Linked DNA regions of Homo sapiens: region 2 is linked to region 1. A link is a contact called in ENCODE Hi-C data. All regions are on one chromosome and are shown on one strand. The core of a region is the stretch at or near the end of the contact, and the rest is flanking DNA. Distances in the headings are between cores, read along the strand shown.

The links. Hi-C counts contacts between places; a loop is a spot of excess contacts on that map. Pooled maps may share reads with other maps.
Region 2: a loop to region 1 is called in a pooled map, with 4 times the contacts of the local background. The contact joins the promoter of MZT1 here to the promoter of DACH1 in region 1. A Hi-C loop is called at or near these places in 1 of 37 single-sample maps with no recorded cell type and 4 of 50 pooled maps.

The regions. Positions count from the first base shown.
Region 1 is chr13:71,865,380-71,868,791 of GRCh38, forward strand. It overlaps DACH1 (dachshund family transcription factor 1), which reads right to left and starts at 1,825. Exons shown (of 11, transcript NM_080759.6): 1 at 543-1,825. The coding sequence starts at 1,390.
Region 2 is chr13:72,726,017-72,729,428 of GRCh38, forward strand. It overlaps MZT1 (mitotic spindle organizing protein 1), which reads right to left and starts at 1,613. Exons shown (of 3, transcript NM_001071775.3): 1 at 1,508-1,613. The coding sequence starts at 1,586. BORA (BORA aurora kinase A activator) reads left to right here and starts at 1,907. Exons shown (of 12, transcript NM_024808.5): 1 at 1,907-1,991; 2 at 2,910-3,077. The coding sequence starts at 2,925. RefSeq lists silencers at 1,059-1,118, 1,074-1,255, 1,779-1,928 and enhancers at 1,349-1,418, 2,139-2,188.

The DNA of each region.
Region 1 (3,412 bases), core at 575-3,074:
GGGCCCTCACCCGGAGCGCGTCTCCCCGCTCCCCGAGCCCTGCGGAGCAGGTCACGACCTCCCCCCGCCCCCGGGACACCGCTCGGCGCCACAGATCAGCCCTGTCGGTGCCGGGAGGCTGGCCGTGGAACCCAGGTCCTGGGGAGCGCACGAACGCGGACAGCAGCGCTGAGAGGGGTCTCCAGGCGCCCGCGCGCCCGGGGCAGGGGGCTGTGGCTCCAGCAAAGGCGCCGTCCTCCTCCCTCTCGTCCCCTCCGCCCCGAGGCTCGGCTTTCCCACATCCCACAGCAGCCCATCCCCGGGACCCAGAGGGCAAGGGGAGGACCGGGCCGAAGAGCGAGGTCTGGGCAGGGTGAGGTGCCAACTTCTCAGGGGGTCGGGCGCGGCTGGCGAGCCCCGAGCAGGGAGAGGAGAGGGCCGCGCTCGCCGGGGCGCGCGGCTCGCGGGCGCGCAGAGCGAGCGGCGCCGGGAAAGGAGCGAGGGCAGGCGAGCAGGCTGGTGGGAAGGGGCGCGGGCGGCGGGGGCTATCCCCCCCGACTCACCTTGCGTTGGTGCAGTCATTGTAGAGGGTCTCGAAGTCCTTCCTGGAGATGAGTTTGCAGCGGTTCACTCCTGGCTGGATGGCGCCCAGTCCCCTCAGGATGCGAACTTGTTCCACATTGCACACCACCGGCGTGATCTCCAGCCGCTTCAGCTTGGTGTAGACCGTATGCAAGCCCCCCACCAAGTGCTTCAGGAACAGGTCGAAAGCCTGGGGCAGGCAGATCAGCTCGCAGCCCTCCACCGTGAAGGAAGCCACTTTGGCCCCCCTCAGATCCACCATTTTGCACTCATTATTCTGAGGGGTGTTTTCCACTGGGGACGGGGTTGAGTACACGGGTTTCCCGGGGAGGGGGCCGCAGCTGCTGCTGCTACTGCTGCTGCTGCTACTACTGCTGCTGCTGCTGCTGCTGCTACTGCTGCTGCTGCTGCTGCCGGTGCTGGCGTTGATGGGGGTGCTGGAAGCGACGCCGCCGCCAGCGCTGATGCCGCCGCCGCCGCCGCCGCTGCCGTTGCTCGCGGCCGCCAGGTTGGGGTTGCAGTTGCTGCCACCGCCGCCGCCGCCACCGCCGCCTCCGTTGCCGCTGCTGCCGCCGCCGCCTCCGCTGCCGCCGCCGCCGCCGCCGCCGCCGGTAGAGGTGACTGTGGCCGCCGCCGCCGCCGCCGAAGCGATGGGCTCCGGGCGGAACAGAGTTGGCCCAGAGGACGCCGGGGGTCCGATGGAAGGAGCCGGAGACGAAGTCGCCGAAGAGGTGGAGGTGGTGGTGCCAGAGGAGGAAGCAGACGTGGAGATTGGGGGTTGAGGGGGGACCAGCTGGGTCGGAGGGATCAAAGCCGCCGGCACTGCCATGGTCACATATAAGGGGAAACAGACGGAGGAGAAGCGAGAGGAAAAGTTGCCACACACCCCCGGGAGGGGAAGGGGAAAAAAGGGGGGAGAAGGAGCGAGGGGGGCAACAACAACTCCGGGAGAGAACGAGAAGGAGAAAGGGAGAGAAGGGGGAGAAAAGGAGGTGAAGGTAATAAAGAGCGAGCGCAAGAGGGGCGAGCACGAGAGGCGCTCTGGAGAGGAACGCACAAAAGTGTCCCGCAAGTCGAAATGCGAGTCCTCTCCGGGGGCTGGGATCGAGGGCTGGTTTGGGGGTGGGGGTGGGGCGGGGAGGGTCGGCTGTTGTTGTGTGGGTCTCGCTCTAGCACAAAGTTAAGGATGAAGGTGAAAAGGAGGAGGTTTGAAGGACTTGGGCTCTCCCTGGCAAGTACATTGATCAAAGATTGAGAGGGGAATGACAGAGAGAAAATGAGCTGAAAAGTGCAGGCTGCCGGCTGGACGAGTTGTTGTTGTCACACGGTGCAGAGGGGAGGAGCTCCGGAAACTTGAAATACCCTTTGAAGCCGCAAAAACCTCACTCACTAGTATTAACCCAAATTATCCAACCAGGAACTCGGAGCAGAGACTCCGAGAGCGCGAGACACTGGAGAGGGAGCGTGCGAGGAAAGGAGGAGGGGAGGGGGAGGATACGGAAAGAAACTGTGGGAGGGACGGAGAGGAAAAGCCGGGGACACAGAAGTGGCGATCGGAAAAGGAGAGGGAGATCATCTACTTCTCTTCTACTACTACCGTTAGATTGCATGTCTCACATTCCATTTCGTCCGCGGGGACTGGTAATTTTTTCCAAAGCTTCTAAACAATCGCCCGCCAACTTAAAGAGGAGCCTGAGCGCGCCGAGCTCTCTCCTTCCAGGATTTAGGATCCATCTCCACGCGTTTTGGCAATGAGCTAGAAACGAAAACACAGCCCCCACTTCACGATTATTCAGAAATTATTTTGAGGAAAATTCACATGTAAGCAAAGCGTAATGTTCTTTTGCATCTGATTGTTTATTTCTCTACTAAATTATTTATTTATATAAAGATAGTGAAAATTCCAGGACAGTTTTCAAGTGGTGAGAAGAAAGTCAGTCCGAAATCGCTTAAGAATAATGGAAAGCTCTGTATTCAATTCCATATTTCCTAATAGGTTGTGGAAAGAAATGCTTGCCTTGATGTGGATGATTTAGAATAACTTCACTGTCTCCCCAAAAGCCAGTCAGAAATACCTGTTAAACCTAGAGCTATCAAGGAGATAAGGTATCCTTGAAGATTTAGAAAGTGGAAAAAGGGTTTTCTTACCCAAAACTCTATAATTAATTCACCTGTCTTACACAGTAACCAACTATCCTCATGTCCTTTAAGACCCAAAGCCAATTGCTAATGTGTTTTTTGGACAACACAATAGTTTTTTTTTTTTTTTTTTCATGTTTGAAAAGTGCTGCTGTAGTTTTGGAAAGTCCTTTTCAATTTGTCAGTAAATATATGTTTTGTAAATAATGGGAAGAACAAAAACAAAGCTCACTAGTTGACTTGTAAAGACTTGGGTAGCTGTGCTTAAAACAACATGAGGCTGAGTTTAGACTGACTCTATTCCTCCTTTCCTTCCTCTTTCCTTTTCTTTTCTTTTCTAACTTGTTGCACTGAAGTATTTATTCAAGGATTTTTGACTAACATATCATTTGAATATGGGTCAAATCTATTTGCTGCTCATGTCTCCAAGTATCTTCAATTAGTTAGCCTTTGAACCGGTCCACACATGTTCAGTAAGTTCATAAGATATGAAGCAATGCTTTAGCATTTGACAGATTTTTAAAATAAACTGTTAGTAGCAGGTTCACAGGGTTGGGAAATTTTATAATAAAATTTTTGCCATTCTGGTGTTGAAATGATCACATTTCTCTATATCATTTTAAGCCTTTGAACTCTGTGAATCGCAGTGTCAAATAGTGCAGGAACTGTCTACCGAAAAATAGAAATATGACACTATGGACTAATTAGTGTA
Region 2 (3,412 bases), core at 363-2,862, 860 kb after region 1:
CAGCAAGGTAGATACTGAACAAGTGAAAAATTAGATGCAAAGGCTCTAAAAGTGTAATTCTTTGAAAAGAAAACCAGGACCAGTGCAGAAAAAGCCAGCAGCCCCTCTGCAAGTGCTACATAAGAAAATGAGGCCGGGCATGGTGGCTCACGCCTGTAATCCTAGCATTTTGGGAGGCCGAGGCATGTGGATCACCTGAAGTCAGGAGTTCGAGACCAACCTGGCCAACATGGGGAAACTCCGTCTCTACTAAAAATACAAAAAATTAGCCGGGTGTTCTGGCGGGCACCTGTAATCCCAGCTACTCCAGAGGCTGAGGCAGGAGAATCGCCTGAACCCGGGAGGCGGAGGTTGCAGTGAGCCGAGGTTGCGCCATTGCACTCCACCCTGGGCAACTACAGCAAGACTGTGTCTCAAAAAAGAAAAAAAGAGCCTACGGTGAAGGAGAGAGAGATACAGCAGTGAGAATTTCATAGGGTTATCTTTTAACAGAGACGGAAGCTGACGTGAGTAGACCCTGGAAAACGTCTAGGCCCACTGCAAATAACAACATCGATCAAACACTCATAATACAGGTGGATGTGAGTAAAAAGGAGACAAAGAAAGAAGACTACAAGAGAGAGGCCATCTGAAATAATATAAAAATAATTGATCATCTTTGATATGTTTTTACATGGTTGTCTTATTTAAATATTCACAACTCCTGGAGGTAGGGTTTTATTTTACAGAAAAAAAAAAAAAAAAAACTAAACAGGCTCAATGATGTTTAAGTATCTAGTCCAAGCTCACCACAGGGGCATAAAGTGGCAGAACCGACATTAGAGGGTAGACAGAGGGTAACCGCAAGACACAAATTTCGTGTTCTGCAACACTTGTGTAGGCTTCACACACACGTGCCTCCGGGGCCGAAAACAGGCGACACCATAGCACTTGGGCACTGGTGTCACCCGCTTCAAGAGGAAACTAGGATAATTATGACCAAAGGGGAACTTGTTCATTCGCCGGATATTAAAGGTGCCTACTTAAGTGCGAAGAACAGGAGGCATAGCGGTGACCAAACACCTGGCCCCTGTCCCCGCCGGGATCCCAACCTTGGGGACCCCCGAAGCGCCCCGGGCGGGAATCGGGTGGGACGCGGCACGCAGGAGGGAACGGGTGTACTGGGTGGGGTGGGCGTGACGCTGTCACCGCAGGAGATCGGGCGGGTAGGGCGGACCTGGGATGCGGGATAGAGGGGGCGCGGCATTCGCGCGAGAGGGACGCGGTGCGCAACCGGCTGACTAGGGGCCGCAACGCCTAGCGCGCGCGACAAACTACGCAGCGGCGGAGACAACTCTCAAGGGATAGGGCCATCAGCCCTGCGGCCCTGGCAGGTCCCTACCAAAGATCTTGGAAGATGCCGTTTGGGGCACTAAGGGGACCTGAAGTCCTCCCCAGGCTCATTCCCGCCTGGGGGCCTTGGCTCTGGGAAGGCACGCAAGGTAAAGGGAGCGCAACGGAAACTCACCGTCCATGGTCTCCCGCACCGCATTCAGATTCGCCGCCGCGGCCGCCGCCGCCGCCCCAGCACCGCTGCTACTCGCCATGGCTAAGGCCGAGGGAGGCGGGAGAAGGGCCTGACCCGGAACTGGAGCGCCTTCCTCTCTCCGAGGCAATCACACAGCGCGTCTCGGCCCACGCCGGGCAGGCTCCGCCCCTCGCGCTCGCCGCCGGCGTGAGGCTGCGTTGATTTGAATTTGGAGCCACGTTCCTCTGCGCGGAACGTGGAGCGAGGAGTTGCCATTCGAATTTCCTACGCGGCCTCCGTGCGATTGGCTGGTTCGCGGATGGCGGGACGACACGATTGGCTAGTCGCTCACAAGCCCCGTGCCCTGGTTGGCCCAAGACAGCGCGGAAGCGGGGAGTTAAAGAGTCTATGCCTGTCGTGGAAGCTGGCCTGGCCCCCGGAGCTCCCTGGAGTCGGTACTGGGGGCTTCGTTTTGTACGCACCGGTAGGTACGCTCTTTGTGGTCCCTGGCCTTTCCTCCTGTCTGAATGGAGAGGTTTCTTTTCCCAGCTCCTGACTTGCCTGCCCGCTCGCCCCTGGTGAATGGGAGCAGTCAGGGAGTAGGTGTGGAAGAGAGGGGCACCAGAAAGAGTGGCCACGTAGGGTTGGGGGCGACGCCTCCTTCGCACTCCATCCAGGGAAGCCGGCTGCATCTCAACCTTCCAGAAGTAGACTCTTTTCCACCCCACCCCGCCAAGGTGTAGCCTCTGTAGCCTCCTTTGATTGCAAGTAATGCAGTCTCCCTTTCTATCCCGGGAGGGGTGGAGGGGAGGTCTTGGCGAAAGGAGGATTTTTGGAGGAAAGGGGACCCCAGGCAGTTAATTTCCTAGCCCCTGTCAATCATACTTCTCTGGCTAGGACTCATGTGCAAGAAAGGCACAAGCTTCCTCATCTCTTACCTGCTTGCTACAAAGAATTGTTTAATAGCAACTGTAGTTGGATAGGGTATCCGAAGAATGTTCATAGTGTTGAGACATGAGATGATGAATTTAAAAAAAATTGTAGCTATAAGTCCTTTAGTTGAGAAGAGATCTGGGCCTGTTGTAACCTTTAGTTTCCTCAGAGGCAGATCTGAATTCATTCATATTTGATTGCTGCGTATAAGCCACTTCACTTCTCTGAGCTTAATACTTTCGCAAAATAATATCACTAGTAAGTTACTGCTATAGCTTTCAAGGTTGTTTCGAGGATCAGTTGAGAACATTTATATGTGATACTTTTTTTGTAAGCTGTATCATAGCCCCAAGAGTGTGAGGTTTTGAGTTGTTTTTTGTGACACATTTGTCGAGTACATTTTAATAGTTAAAATTAATATCTATGGGACTTTGTAATTTTAACATGCATACTCTTGATTTCTTTTTAGTTTTCTCTCTGTGCTATGGGAGATGTCAAGGAATCAAAGATGCAAATAACACCAGAAACTCCAGGAAGGATCCCTGTTTTAAATCCTTTTGAAAGTCCTAGTGATTATTCTAATCTCCATGAACAAACTCTCGCCAGTCCTTCTGTTTTTAAATCAACAAAATTACCAGTAAGTTATTCCTGACTAGTGTTTACAACTAATTTTAAATGTAAGTAATTACAAATAATTTTAAATGTAAACATCTGTCTTTACAAGGTAAGGAGGAAATACATTATGGAGCATATATAGCTGCAATATACTTTTTTAAATTGTAGTGTTCATTATAATCTAGTGGTTAGGTTAATAAGTTAGCTAGAAGATTTTTTTTTTTTTAAGTTCAAGAACATACGTTAGCTTCCTGCAGTTGTGGGTGTAGCTACATTCTGTGGTTGACGATATAGCTACTAATACATTAGAGAAGAAGCTGCATCATCTAATATTCTGTTCTCACTTATTTGGCAAAC